Linked DNA regions of Homo sapiens: region 2 is linked to region 1. The links are chromatin loops, found by intact Hi-C in ENCODE. Cell type or tissue: lower leg skin. All regions are shown on one strand. Each heading gives the region's core, and the rest is flanking DNA. Links, peaks and the distances in the headings are about the cores only.

Region 1 (8,336 bases), core at 1,465-6,464:
AGAAAGGTGCCATTCTCAGAAGAAGCTGAGCTTCTTTTCTGGCCATGGCAACCTTTCAATGGTTCCTTGACTTTGTTCTGATTTCTGGTGCTGAGCCTTGCTGTACATTTAGACTTCTGCTCCTGCCTGTCCTCTTTTCCCTCCCTCCCTTCTTCCTTCCTTCCTTTCCTCCTTGTTTCCTTCCTTCCTCCCTTCCTTTCTTCCTTCCTCCCTCCTTCTCTCCCTCTTTCTTTCCTTCCTTTCTTCCTTCCTTCTTCCCTCCCTCCCTCCTTTCTTTCTTTCTTTCTTTCTTTCCTTTCTTTCTCTCTCTCTCTTTCTTTCTCTCTTTCTTTCTTCCCTTCCTTCCTTCTTTCCTTCTTTCCCTTTCTCTCTTCCTCCCCAGTCCCTATCTCCCTCCTTTCTCCCTCCCTTTCTCTCTCCCTCCCTTTCTCCCTCCCTCCCTCCCTCTCTCTCTCTCTCTTTCTCTCTTTCTTTCTTTCTTTCTTTCTTTCTTTCTTTCTTTCTTTCTTTCTTTCTTTCTTTCTTTCTTCTTTCCTCTCTCCCTCTTTCCCTTCTCCTTTCTTCTTCCCTGATATATTTTGGATATTTGTCACTTCCAAATCTCTTGTTGGAATTGATCTTCAGTGTTGGAAGTGGGGCCTAATAGGAGGTGTTTGGTGCCCTCCCTGAAGTAGTGAGTGAGGTCTACCTCTTGAGGTTACTGTGAGATCTGATTGTTAAGAAGAGCCTGACACCTCCTCCTCTTTCTCTTGCTCCCTCTCTTGCCATGTGGCACTCCTGCTCCCCCTCTACCTTCCACCAGGAGTAAGAGCTTCCTGAAGCCTCACCAGAAGCTGAGCATATGCTGGTGCCATGCTTGTACAGCCCCCAAAACCATGAGCCAAATAAACCTCTTTCTTTATCAATTACCAGTCTCAGGTATTCCTTTATAGAAACACAAAATGGACTAATACACCCACCCTGTACTTTGCCCATCTGACCACTATAGTCTTAATCCCCTGGTGCAAGCACAGAGGCTGAAAAGGCCAAGAGAAGGCATCCAATGTAGGCTTCCTGAACTATGACAAAGAAAGCTGAGCTCTGGAGCAGGAGCAGAAATTAGCCAGCTTAAAGGATGTGTGTGGGGTGCATGGGACAGGGTAGGGGAGATGGGAGAGGGAGGGGAGCTTGGATGGCTATCTCAGCAGAGGGGGCAGCATGTAGAAAGGTCTGCAATCAAGAGAGAGAGCTTCGTGAACTCTGAGAACTGAACATGTGAACAAAGCTGCAGAAGTGAACCCAGGATAGAGCTGAAGACCCTTGTAAACCATTCCAGGAATGCTGGCTTTAGTGTACAGGCCCTGAGGAGCCAGTGAAGGATTTTAAGGGGGCTAACCTGATCAGCTTGTAACCCTGGGTATACCCAGGTAACCTGGATGTGGATAGTTGAGGGTGGTGCTTTGTACAGAAAATGAGGTCCAAGGAATTGAGCAGATGTCAGTTCTGGGGAGGCTCAACTGTCCTTCCTTTATGTGGAGGCCTGAGTGAGGTGAGGTCTGGGGACACAGCAGGAGGGAAGGAGCCTGAGAGAGGCATCTGGGAAGCAGAAAGTAAGTGGATCAGGCAGTGGGTACAGCTCTGCTGGCAACGAGATCTGGTGAGCAGAGACAGGCTGTCTGCCCTGAGATGTTGGCACTCAGGTGGTCTTGATTCTGTACCAACACTTGCCAACTGTGTGCTCCTCAGGGCACAAACCATGTCCTTTTGCTTCTGTGTCCCTTGTACCCAGCTCAGTGCCTGGTCCAGAGAAGCCCAATAAACATGTGTGTTATTCGAACCCTCAGCAGTAGCAGTGATCCACTAGAACCACTTGTTTAGGGACCCTGGTGTAATGCTGTTAGGGATTGGGCTGAGCCTATGCCTCTCAGCTGCCATGCCCCCAGTGCCTAGGCACCTTCCTTTGAAGTCATTAAAAGCATGAACAATGCCTCTATGTTCCCAGTGCTAGCAGTCCATTAGCACTCTTTTCAGGAAAAGATAGCTTTGAAAGGTAAGTGATTTTCCCTATGTGCCTCCCAATAGCCTTTCATTCCAGGGAAACATTCCAGTCTGATTCATCAATTGCCTCCTTGTAGGATCATCCTCTTGCCAGGGTCAATGGAGAGCAGGACAGGAGGCTGAGCATGGGTGGAAGTCAACACAAGGAAGTCAGGGAGGGGAGATAGTGTTAGGTGACCGGCAGGGGTATGGGATTGCTTCGTCTTCAATCAGTAGTACAGAGAGAAAGGAGGAAGAAAAAGAGCACCTTGGTGGAGATGTCAGGGCTCCAAGGATGACGAAGCATCTTCTGGGGCTGAGAAGGAACTGGTCGGTACAGAAGGATCTAATGTCGAGAGTCACCAAATCTCAAACTGGCATGTGCATCTCACTCATTTGTTCAATGCAGTTTTCATTGTTCCTGCACTGTCCTTCATCAGCCCTGTGTGGTTTACAATAATCCTGCTTAACCTCACAGCCTCCTCCCCCTACACCACCTAGTTCCAGCCTTCCTGGACCACCTGCTCTCTCCTGGAAGGCAATCTCTGCTGCATGCTTTTGTAAGGCATTGCACATGCAGCTCTGCCCCCAAAGCTTTTCTTTCCCTGGCTAACTTGGGCATCCTTCAGAGCTTTAGGTCTCACCTCCTCCAGAAAGCCAGTCTCCCAAGTCCTAGCTCAGTGCCAGGTGCAGAGTAATCGCTTCCATAGTGGCACAGGAAGGAAGAGATGAAGAGAAGGAAAGCGGAGGTGGATTTGTGCCCAGACAAGCCATAGGTTTTCAGGGGCCTCGGAAAGCCAGCCCAGCCTTTGCCTCTTACAAATGAAAACTGTGAAGCCCAGAGAAATGAAATCACTTCCCTATCTTATAAATCAAATGGGGATTTTCTACAATGTTTCAGGGCCTAGAAACTCAAGAGGGAAAATAGGCTGAGGAAATTGTCAGGCTTCGCCGGATGGCGTTTGTAATTAATCAGAGGCCTTTTGTAACAAATACCTCTTCATTCCCAACTGAGTGACGAGCCTGGTTAGCCGGACCTTCCTTCTTTGCTCCGGGTTCCTCCAGAACCACGTGACCCAGGCCAGAGAGGGGAGGTGTGGAAGATAATAAGGAACAAAGTGAAATGGGCCCAGACTTCCCAAAGCATGGACTATTACCTGGGGAGGCAAGACACATGCGTGAACCGACCGAAGAGAGCATTGCTGCGTTATGCAGGAGGGACAAAATGCCCCTCCAAGAGTGCAGGGAGCCGACAGTCTTGCTTTGGGTCTCATCTATAGTATTATGGACCCATCCTACAATTGTGGCTAATTAAGGAGCTTAAGGATTTGTGTTTTGTAATAGCCTGCCTCACTGCAAATATAATAAAGCCTAAAGAACTCGTAAAACAGGAAGCTGATTCGGTTTTACGGAATATAGATAGGCCCTTGAACTTGAAAGGTTGTAAAAACGGAACAAATCATGTATTCGATGGCGCCACCTGTTGTCAATGTGTGATATTGCAGCTTGTCCAGGAAAGGAGGAAAGAGGCCGCTCCAAGGGTGACCTCAGAAGATCCCAGCCCCGTCTTGACAATCGTGGAGACAAGAGTCCAGAGCCAGGAATGGACTGACTAATGCTGGAAAATGCCACAGAGGAAAAACAAATCACAGGTTCTGTTCCCATTGGCTTTTTTCTTTGATTTGGAGTCATGGCCAACATCTGAGTCCCTTGAGATCTTGACCCTGGGAGTCTTTATCCACCTCTCTCCACTTAAGAATGCAGGAAGCTAAGGACAAAAAGAAGGAGCCACAGTGTGGGATAATTACAGCATCGTATGGCTGCCTTGGCTTTCAGTAAGAGTTGTTACAGCTAATGTTTATTGGGTGCTTATGTCATTTGAAGCATTGTCTTAATAAATCAACACAGCTTGATGAGGTTGGTACTCTTAGACCCAGTCCCATTTTACAGATGAGGAAATGGAAACACAGGAACGTTAAATAATTTGCACAAGTTCTTACAGAAGTTCCTCCTTTCTTTCCTTCCTTCCTCCCTCCCTCCCTCCTTCTTCTCCCTCCCCTCCCTCCCCTCCCTTCCTCTTTCCTCCCTTCCTTCCTTCCTTTCTTCCTTCCCTTCTTCGCAACTCCCTCCCTACCTACCCCCTTCCCTCTTTCCTTCCTTCCTTTCTTCCTTTCTTCCTTCCTTCCTCCCTTCCAACCGTCATTTTTTTTTTGAGTGCTGAAGCTGGGATTTGAGCCTAGGCAGGCCAACTCTGGAGCCCATGCATTAAGCCGGTACACTTGACTACATCTGTTGGCACGTTCTAACTATGACTAATATCTGTTGGTCCATGTGTCTCACACTTAGCAAGTGCAGCGATACAGGAAAAAGTAAAAATCTTGCTGATGCTTTCTAACCTCGGTTCATCTATCCATGCCTCCATCCATGCCCTTATCCACCCAACAATCCTTTCTCTAATCCTTCTGTCAACCCACCCACCCACCTACCATTACTCATCTGCCCACTCACCCATCCATCCATCCATTCATCCAATGATTCCCATATCCATCCATACAATCATTCTCACATCCATCCACCCATCCATTCATCCACCCACCCAGTAATTCTCATAACCAACTTCCTTCCTTGCATTTATCCAACAGTCACTTTCTTAAGCACCTACCACCTGCCAGACACAGTCAATAAAGAGATGAATCAGCTGTGTTCCCTACCCTTATGTTGGTCACATTCCCACAGATCCATAAAACAATGTTATAGGTGCTGGCCTGTGATCGGAAAGGTGAGTTACGCCTGACTCTGAGGGAGGCGAAAGAAAGGCTTCCCAACAGATGTGACTATCAACCTTGGCCTTAATGTATGAATGGGAATTGTTGGTTGGAGAAGGGGAGATGGCTATCAGACAGGAAGAACAGCACCAGCAAAGGCAGAGACGCAACAAAACCCCTAGTGTTGGAGGGACATAGAATGATCCAGAGCATGAGGTGAGTGAGAGCAGGGGAAGGAGGGACAAAACCAGAGGGGGCTTAGGATGCAGCCAAAGGGGCATACTAAAGAGCTTGGACCTTCAACAATAGGGAGTGCTGTGAAAACAGAGAGCAGAGGAGTTGAGGTACAGACATGGTGAGAACCGTGCAGGAGAAAGGTCTCTCCAACGGCAGCAGGGTGGATGAACTGGGGAGGCTGGGTCTGGAAGCAGGGACTAGTTAGAAGAGATCATCTGGGTTCAAATGCCAGCTTCACCTCTTATTGACTCTATGCCCTTAGGCCAGGGCTTGCATTTCTAAGTGTCTCATTATTCTTGTTTATTCCATGGTCTAAACACAGAAATGACCTACAAGATTCTGGAAAGAATTCAATGAATAGTACAAGCAAAGTATAGCACTTGGCACATAGTAAGCTCTCAATAAATGGCATCAATTGGCAGTAGTTGTTGTTATTATTATTACTATTTCTACTGCTATGATATCGAGGAAGAGATCAGGAGGCTTGTTCAGGGCCAGAGCGGCATTTTCCACCCTGTGATTCCCAGAGCTCTTGCTCACACGATGTTAATAGATATTAATGGAAAGAGGGTTCTGAGGCCAAACAAGTGTGGACTTCAACAAAATAAAACTGGAAAATGAACATAGACAAGCCAAACACAAAAAACTGCAGGACTTCTCATAACCTTTCATAGGCTCACGTGAACTATAAACTTCTAAGTGGAGAACAGCTGAGTTTGTAGCACTTCTTGAATATATTTAGCCATGAAACTCTCTTGCAAGAAATGTTTATTACAAACCTGCAAAACAAATGGTCAGTGAGACCCAGTTTGGGGAGCAATGGTCCTCCTGGGTCCATCCCTTTTCTCTGGTCCCATAATGCTGAGGCCCCTTCCCCAGCCCACAGCTCGAGATTCCCACGCACACCTGCTGACATCTTCTACCGGGAAGATGTGATGGAACTTGAGAGTCCAGGTGGGGCTGAGGTTCATTAAGGATGGAGCATTGGACTTAATTCCAAGTGGCTGACTCCATATCAATTTGGGTCACTGGTGTTAAGATGTCACTTTCGGTTGCATTTAATTTAAACAAACAATAAAAAGCTCTGTCCTGACTGCGATGGAGGCTGGTGGAGGTTTAATTCCCAGCACAGAGAGGCAGAATGCAGGATAGGAAAGCCGGAGGACTGCAGGAGTGGGTTGATGAGAGAGGGAGAGAGGAGGATAGAGAGGGAGAGAAATGTGGACCCCTGGGGCAGGGCCTGCCTGGGGAAGTCCACGCTAGATCCCTGTCCCCAGAATCCAGTATCCTCTACCCTGGCCACCTTGGGTAATTATTTTCATTTCTCTGAGACTCAGTTTCCTTATCTGTAAACCAGACATAAATGAAATTGCCACAGAGGACTTACAGGAGGATTAAATGAGATAAGAGAGGTGGAACGCACTGGATTCATGAGTTTTTATATACAAATACTGGCTTCCAAGATGTGTGTCTGTGTATATGTGTGTGGACACGTGTGTGTGTTCCTGTGTGTGTGGACATGTGTGTGTGTTCCTGTATGTGTGTGCGGACACGTGTGCGTGTGTTCCTGTATGTGAGCGTTCCTGTATGTGTGTGTGGACATCTGTGTGTGTTCCTGTATGTGTGTGTGGACACGTGTGTGTGTGTTCCTATATATGTGTGTGGACACGTGTTGTGTGTTCCTGTATGTGTGTGGACACGTGTTGTATGTTCCTGTATGTGTGTGTGGACACGTGTGTGTGCGTGCCTGTGTGTGAGGACACGTGTCTGTGTGTGTGTGCCTGGGTGTGTGTGTGTGCGCCCCTGTGTGTGTGTGTGTGGGCATTTGTGTGTGTGTTCCTGTATGTGCATGTGGACATGTGTGTGTGTACACATGTGTGTGCCTGTGTGTGTGGACATTTGTGTGTGTGTGCCTGTGTGTGGGCATTTGTGGGCATGTGTGTGTGCCTGTGTGTATGTGTGTATGCTTGTGTGTGCCTGTGTTTGTGTGTGTACACTTCTGCTTGTGCCTGTGTTGGTGTGTGGACACTTATGTGTGTGGCTGTATGTGTGTACACTTGTGTGTGTCTGTGTACACTTGTGTGTGTGTGTGTACACTTGTATGTGTGTGCCTGTGTGTATGTGTGGTGTACTGTGTCTAGGTAAGGTGTTTGGGAACTCTGGTTCTTGAGCTCTTCCTAGGTTGGAATCTGGTCCTATTCATAGCTGTATTGTACTGAGAAAGTTGCTTAACTTCTCTGTGCCTCAGCTTTCCCAACTGTAAGACAGGACTAATGATGGGACCCACCTCATACATTATTGTGTGGTGTCAATGAATTTATATACATTAAATACTTTCACAGCACCCGGCACAAAGAGGCACTTTCATAAGTGCTTCAGACTCTTATTATTGAACCTCACTGGGTGTCCTGCTGCAAACCAGCAGAGCCCATTCCCTTGGGAGCCAGGTTGGGGTAGGCAGTCATGTGCTGCGTCCCTCCCCTTTCCTGGCAGGGAGGGTGGGGACTAGAGGTCACAGAGGGGCCCTTTGACCTCTGGGGCTATTCCCTGGGGTCCGCGGAGTAGAAGTTTGCTTTGTGCTGTAGTGCACTCTGTTGGGAGAGCCTAACTCAGCACCATGAACAGAGGGAGGCTGGGGGCAAACAGCCACACCTCCGCCAAGGACTCCAGCTCAGCCAGTGTCCGAGGAAGAGGCCTGTCCTGCCGTGACTCATGGGTCTGAGTGCCAGGACTGCAAAGTGGAGGCCCTGCCGATCCATTAGGAGACAGGAGCCAAGGGATGTTAAGCAAATTAAAAGCCCCAGGGCTGTCCCGCGTGACCTTTTCCTTTGGCTAAGGCACCCCACCCTGTGCCCTCTGCTAACTGTGCTTCTCAGTGCTCCAGAGATGTCTTTCTCTGGGACAAAGGAAAGGCTTTAAAGCTATATCTTATGAAACAGGAGCTGGAGGAGTGGGCTTCCCTGGAGGGGCCTGTGAAGGCAGCCGTATTAACCACTATGGTTACCATATGGCCATAGACATGCACATCACAGCCAGGCCCCTTTGGGCAAAACCAAACTGCGCACCTGAGCAGACACCTCCTCTCTGATGGGCCCAGTCAGAATATGTGATCCTGGCGCTCCAAGGAGGTTCACTGCCACAGGACGCCTACCAAGTGCCAGACTTGTGCAAGGAGCTGAGGAACAGAGTGGATAAGACTGAATGACCTACCCTCATTCATTCATTCATTCATTCATTCATTCACGCATTCATCCAACTGGTATTTATTGAGGATCCACTATGTGTCAGGCACTGGCTAGGCATAATAATAATTATAAT
Region 2 (5,000 bases), core at 1-5,000, 180 kb before region 1:
TTCTCCATTTGTCAGTGGTGAGTCCCAGCCAGGGCAGCAGAGAGAATTTTGAAATTCCTCATGGAGCTTTGGCTTTGGGAAATAAAGACACCTGTGTCTCCTTCCCCGCTGCCACCCTCTGGCCACGCTGGCCACAGAGATGGCTGAGCAGCTCCTGGAGTTAGTGCTGGCTGTTGTCTCTACCACCATCTGAATTGCTTTCTTTGCTCTTCTGTTTGCTTTTTCCTTTCTTGTCTTGGCCTTTCCACTCCTTCAGCCTGGTGTGGGAGAACTTGGATTCTGCAGCTGGGAAACTTGGTATGAAATCCTGGTTTCTAGATCTACTCAGGTCTATCCCTGTCCAGGTGGGCGACTGGATCTCTATACCTTTATATGCAAAATATGTGCACTAGAAACACAGTGCAAAGTGGGTGCACTAGCCTCATGATGGCATGGTGAGCAGGACGTAAAAGTAAGTGGGATGCAAGCAGGATTTCCACTGCCAACTAGGGTTGGGCACATTGTGCAAATGCCAACTTTAATTCTATTTTCCTCTACATGCATGACCTGCTTCATACCATTGTGTCACTTCCACAGGTCTCCTTCATGAACATGGAAGGGTTTGGCCCAGATCCCCCACTCACACTGGCACTGTCTTCCACCTCTTGCCCACCCTGTCATTCCCTTCCCCAATGAGGTGTTCTACTTGGATGGTCTGGGTGCAGGAGGAGACATTTTTCCTCTTCAGTAATGCTGTTGCAAAACCTTCTCTATGCTCTTTTTCCTACACGGAAAATCAACTTGGCAATATGTAGCTCACCTAAAGTGCCAGTACATACTTGGCCAGTGGATAGGCTGGCTGGGCATCTCCGCTAAGTAAATTTGGGCATTTAAGACTGTTGCGAGTTGGGAACTATGGGAAGGAGACTGTGAGTTGGAGCTCAGCATGCAGGATGTTTATTAGGAAGCCTTTTGGAAACACCACCCATGGAAGGGAGAGGATGGAAACAGAACTGGGCAGAGGGAGAATTTGAGCTGGAACAGAGTCCCAAAATGATCTTGGCCAATGGCACTTGGCTAGCCAGAGTTTGAAGGGCTCTTCAGAGTCTGCCCAAGTTGGGGGTGAGGGCTAGGTGTGGGTCTCCCTGGGGAGTGAGCAAGACTTGGGTGTGGTGACTTTCTCCAGCTGAGGCAATCCTCGAAGGGGGCTGGCAATTAGGATCTGTGAGTTGGTAGCCCTCCCAGTAGCTGGGTGCCCAGTCTCTCCAGTCTTTCATTCCTGAAGGATTGCCTGGGTAGCACATCACAGAGCTTAGCCCAGAGGCTTTCGGAAGTCTCCTCTAGGTCAGTCCTACCCTGACCACTCTGGGACCCAGGTCTGCTTCTCCTGGCTCTGCTGTTCCTGACCCCACTTCCTGTTGGCTGCATCTTTTGTCCCCAGGGTCCTGATCTCTTGCCTTCAGACCCAACCTGACAATTGGATGTGGTTACTAAGTGCCTGGGGAATTTCTCCCCTGTTTCTGGGCTTCCCTCTGACCCCAGTAAAGCCTTCTCTAGAGGAAGGACGTGAGCCCTTGTCTTCACCAGCCAGCTCCTGGTTTTTGCACTTATGGAAGGGAGCCATGTCGCTAATCATGCAAAGCAGCAGATAATACAAAATCATTTACATTTGTCCTTCAGTTGCATTACGTGATTGCAAGGGGATGGAAGAAGTGTGATGACATCAAGTAAGTAAGGGCACTCTGGATACAGACTGCCTAGTGTGTACCTCGGCTCTACCACTTACTAGCTGCATGACCTTGAGTAAGTTATTCAGCCTCACTGTGCCTCAGTTTCCTAACCTGAAACTGAGAATTTAACAATGGTACCTATATCATACAACTATTGTCAGCGTAATAAATCATGACATATCCAGCCCTTGGAGTGTTGCCTGATTCATAGTAACTGCTCAATAAATGTTTGCCTTGATGGTAATGTTTGGTAGAAAGTTTTGTTAAAATATTTACTTTTATTAATTTTTTAGAGACAGGGTCTTGCTGTGTCACTCAGGCTGGGTGCAGTGGTCCATTCATAGTTCACTGCAGCCTCGAACTCCTGGACTCAAGAAATTCTCCCGCCTCAGACTCCTGAATAGCTAAGACTACAAGCGCATGCCACCATGCCTGGTTAATTTTATGTTTTTTTTTCTTTGAATTTTTGTAGAGATGGGGTCTTGTCATGTTGCCTAGGCTGGTCTCAAACTCCTGCCCTCAAGTGATCCTCCCACCTCAGCCTCCCAAATTGCTGGGATTACAGGGGTGAGCCATCGCATCTGGCCCAAATGTTATCTGCCATCAACTTCACTTAATTGGAGTTGACCCAGAAGATTTGAAATGGCAGGAGAAGTTGTTCTGGCATTAAAGGACTTCCATGAATGTTACACAAGTAGATCAAGCCCAGACAGCCACCTAGACGGGACATTGAGAGGAGTCAGCACCAGGGACAGCTCCCATTCTCCATCTCAAGAAAGATTTTTCCTCCAAAGGACAACGAATCACAGAAACGATTTCAACTGCTCATCCTCCAAGCCCCTTGACAAGATAAGCGTCCCCCAGAACTGGGCCCCAAATGTTCATCATCCAGCGATGATGTCTGTGTCTAATCAAGATTGCCCACAGGAGCCATGGAGAAAAGACTGAAGGAGCGAGAGAGAGAGAACTTAAGAGTCCTGGGTCCGTCCTTACCAGTGCATGTACTTGAGGGGTGGAGATAGGAGAGGGTCCTCCTCCCATGCTCTGGGGCACCCTTTTCTTATCTGCAAAGCAAAGGAGTTTGTTCTCCCAAGACTTGCCAGGCTCTGGCAGGCTTTGGGTCTGTGCTGGTCCTCTGGGGATGGAGGCCATGAGTCCCTGGGGCCAGCAGATGGCACCCTCTGTCCTGTGTCCACCCATGGGGCAAGCTTTCCTGGCTGGCCACCCACAAGACACCGCTGAGGATCTGAAAGTTGGCTGGAGTGAGTGGAGTCCTTGAACCCTGAGTGTCTCCGCTCTCCATTATTCCTTCATTATCTGCTTCCCAAAACCCCATCCCCTGCCTCTTATCACCATGGCAGCAGGTGCTGAGGCTGTGCCTGCCTTTGAGATGAATGTTTGTCCTGTTCCTATCTGACCCTGTATTGCTGCCTGGTCCTCTGCCTTCCCCTGAGAGGTCTGCATTGCAGGGCTTGGGGAAAAATCCACCCAGTTCTTTCTCTCCTCCACCCCTCCTGTCCCCCACTGTAGGACGTTCTGGGTTGGTCCAGCACAGTGGAGCCATAGGGTAGAAGGGAAAGGGAAGCCCCAGCCTTGCTTCCTGTCCCGTGCTGCTCTTTTGCTCCAGGAGGGGCTTGTGTTTGCTGGGAGCAGGAGGTGATGCTCTCTGAGTCACAGGAGGTCAAGAAGTGGAAATGAGGTCCTGAGACATGAGGATGATAGATACTTTAGTCTTGAGTACTTGCTCAGGGCCAAGCACACATCTCACTTAAGCAGACGATGCAGGCACCATCATTTTGAAGTCTATGGCCAGAGAGGTTCAAGTATTTAGCAAAGGCCACGCAGCTAAGGAGTAGCAGAGCGGAACATCACACCCAGTCTGTCTGACTCTGGGGGTGAATTAAACAATGTGATGTTGTGGGGAGAGATCTTGGCCAAGAGTCAGCCAAACGGTTCTGATCCTGGCTCTGCTCCTGAACGCAGTTGTGTGACCTTCGATGAGGAGCTTCCTCGGTTTCCCCATTGGGAAACAGAAGGATTGGACTAGGATGCTCTCTAAGGATCCTCCAGCTCTAAGAGTCTATGAATAGACTTTCCCTGAGATGAGAGCTTTTTAAAAACTGTTTGCAGGAACCCACATATGCACAAACCCAGCCTTATGTACAAATGGAGTAGGCGGCAGCCTGTATGGTGTGAATGATGGCTGCTGGGAAGGGCCCCTGCCCGAAATATTTCCATCGCTCATCCACTGCCAATGTGCTTGGAGTCTGCCATTCCAGAGCCATGCCTTCACCAAGTTCCTATTTCAAAATGCAAGCACCTCAAGGCGGCCTAAGAGATTATGTCCTTTATTTCTGGGGGAAGGGAACTTTTATTTTGATGGATGCCAAAACTGGTTTGCATTTCCTGAGTTTAAAGTAATTCTCTTGCAGGTGAGAGTAGCCTGCTCAGTGCCAACTGGGAGAGCAGAACCTTCCTTCCATTCAGTAGTTGGGAGGGAACTGGGGAGGCTGCTGGAGGATGCCTGCTGCTTTATGGAGCATCCTCGGCTTTGGCTCCAGGTAGACGTGGGCTTGAATCCTGGCAGCCGGGTGACCTTTTGGGATACACTCTGACTTCCTCCTTCCTGGAGCCAAGTCTCTCATTTCCCTGGGACTTAGCACACACAGGCTGCTGGAATGGCTTCTTCCGGAAGAGGAGGGATCCAGCCCCACTGAGTGGGTATGTTTCCCAGGAGAGGCCTGGAGGCTGATGCCTGGGAAATGCCAACACCTCTCCCCTGGCTCCTCTTGGCAAGCCCATCTCTGCACCCCTCCCTGTCTTTCCAGCAGCCCATTGGAGGCTGATGGACAGGAAGGTGTCATTTCCTCCTCCCACCCAACATCACCACCACTTCCCTCACCCTGTCCCCTCCTGGCTCCGAGTAGCGGTGAAACTCTTCCCGATGAGGGGTACCTGCACCATCCAGACCCTCTCTAAATGGAGGGCAGCCATGCTTACTGGGGCAGGTAAGATGATGTGGGAGGTGCCTGGCACATGATGGGTGCTTGATGCATGTTGGTGACACCCCACCCCTTTCTGTTCTCCTTGCATTTATGAGGTCAAGTTAAACATGGGGGGCACAACCACATGGTGAGCTTGTGGCTGAGCTATGGCCACACACACTCTTCTCTCTCATAACCCATTGGTCCATTCAGCCCTAGAGATCTTGACAGAGGGCAACTGTCACAGAGCCACAAAATAGCAGTAAGGGACATTGCCTGGCACAAAGTAGGTGCTCGAATGATTGTG

The links. Peaks named below come from ENCODE experiments on the same cell type or tissue, not always from the same donor. Only the 100,000 strongest peaks of a DNase experiment are listed, where the experiment ranks them.
Region 2: a loop joins it to region 1, with 3.0 times the contacts of the local background. A loop is called at or near these places in 50 of 110 quality-filtered maps.

What each region holds. Positions count from the first base shown.
Region 1 is chr1:18,097,174-18,105,509 of GRCh38, forward strand. No RefSeq gene overlaps it. Among named protein-coding and RNA genes, the nearest start is that of IGSF21, 6.5 kb to the right of the region's middle. RefSeq lists an enhancer at 1,751-2,273. In lower leg skin, for the core only: a CTCF peak has its summit at 3,503 (motif pointing left); a DNase peak (open chromatin) is centred at 3,515.
Region 2 is chr1:17,917,176-17,922,175 of GRCh38, forward strand. No RefSeq gene overlaps it. Among named protein-coding and RNA genes, the nearest start is that of LINC01654, 150 kb to the right of the region's middle. In lower leg skin, for the core only: no CTCF peak of the experiment used is centred there; DNase peaks (open chromatin) are centred at 2,836 and 4,296.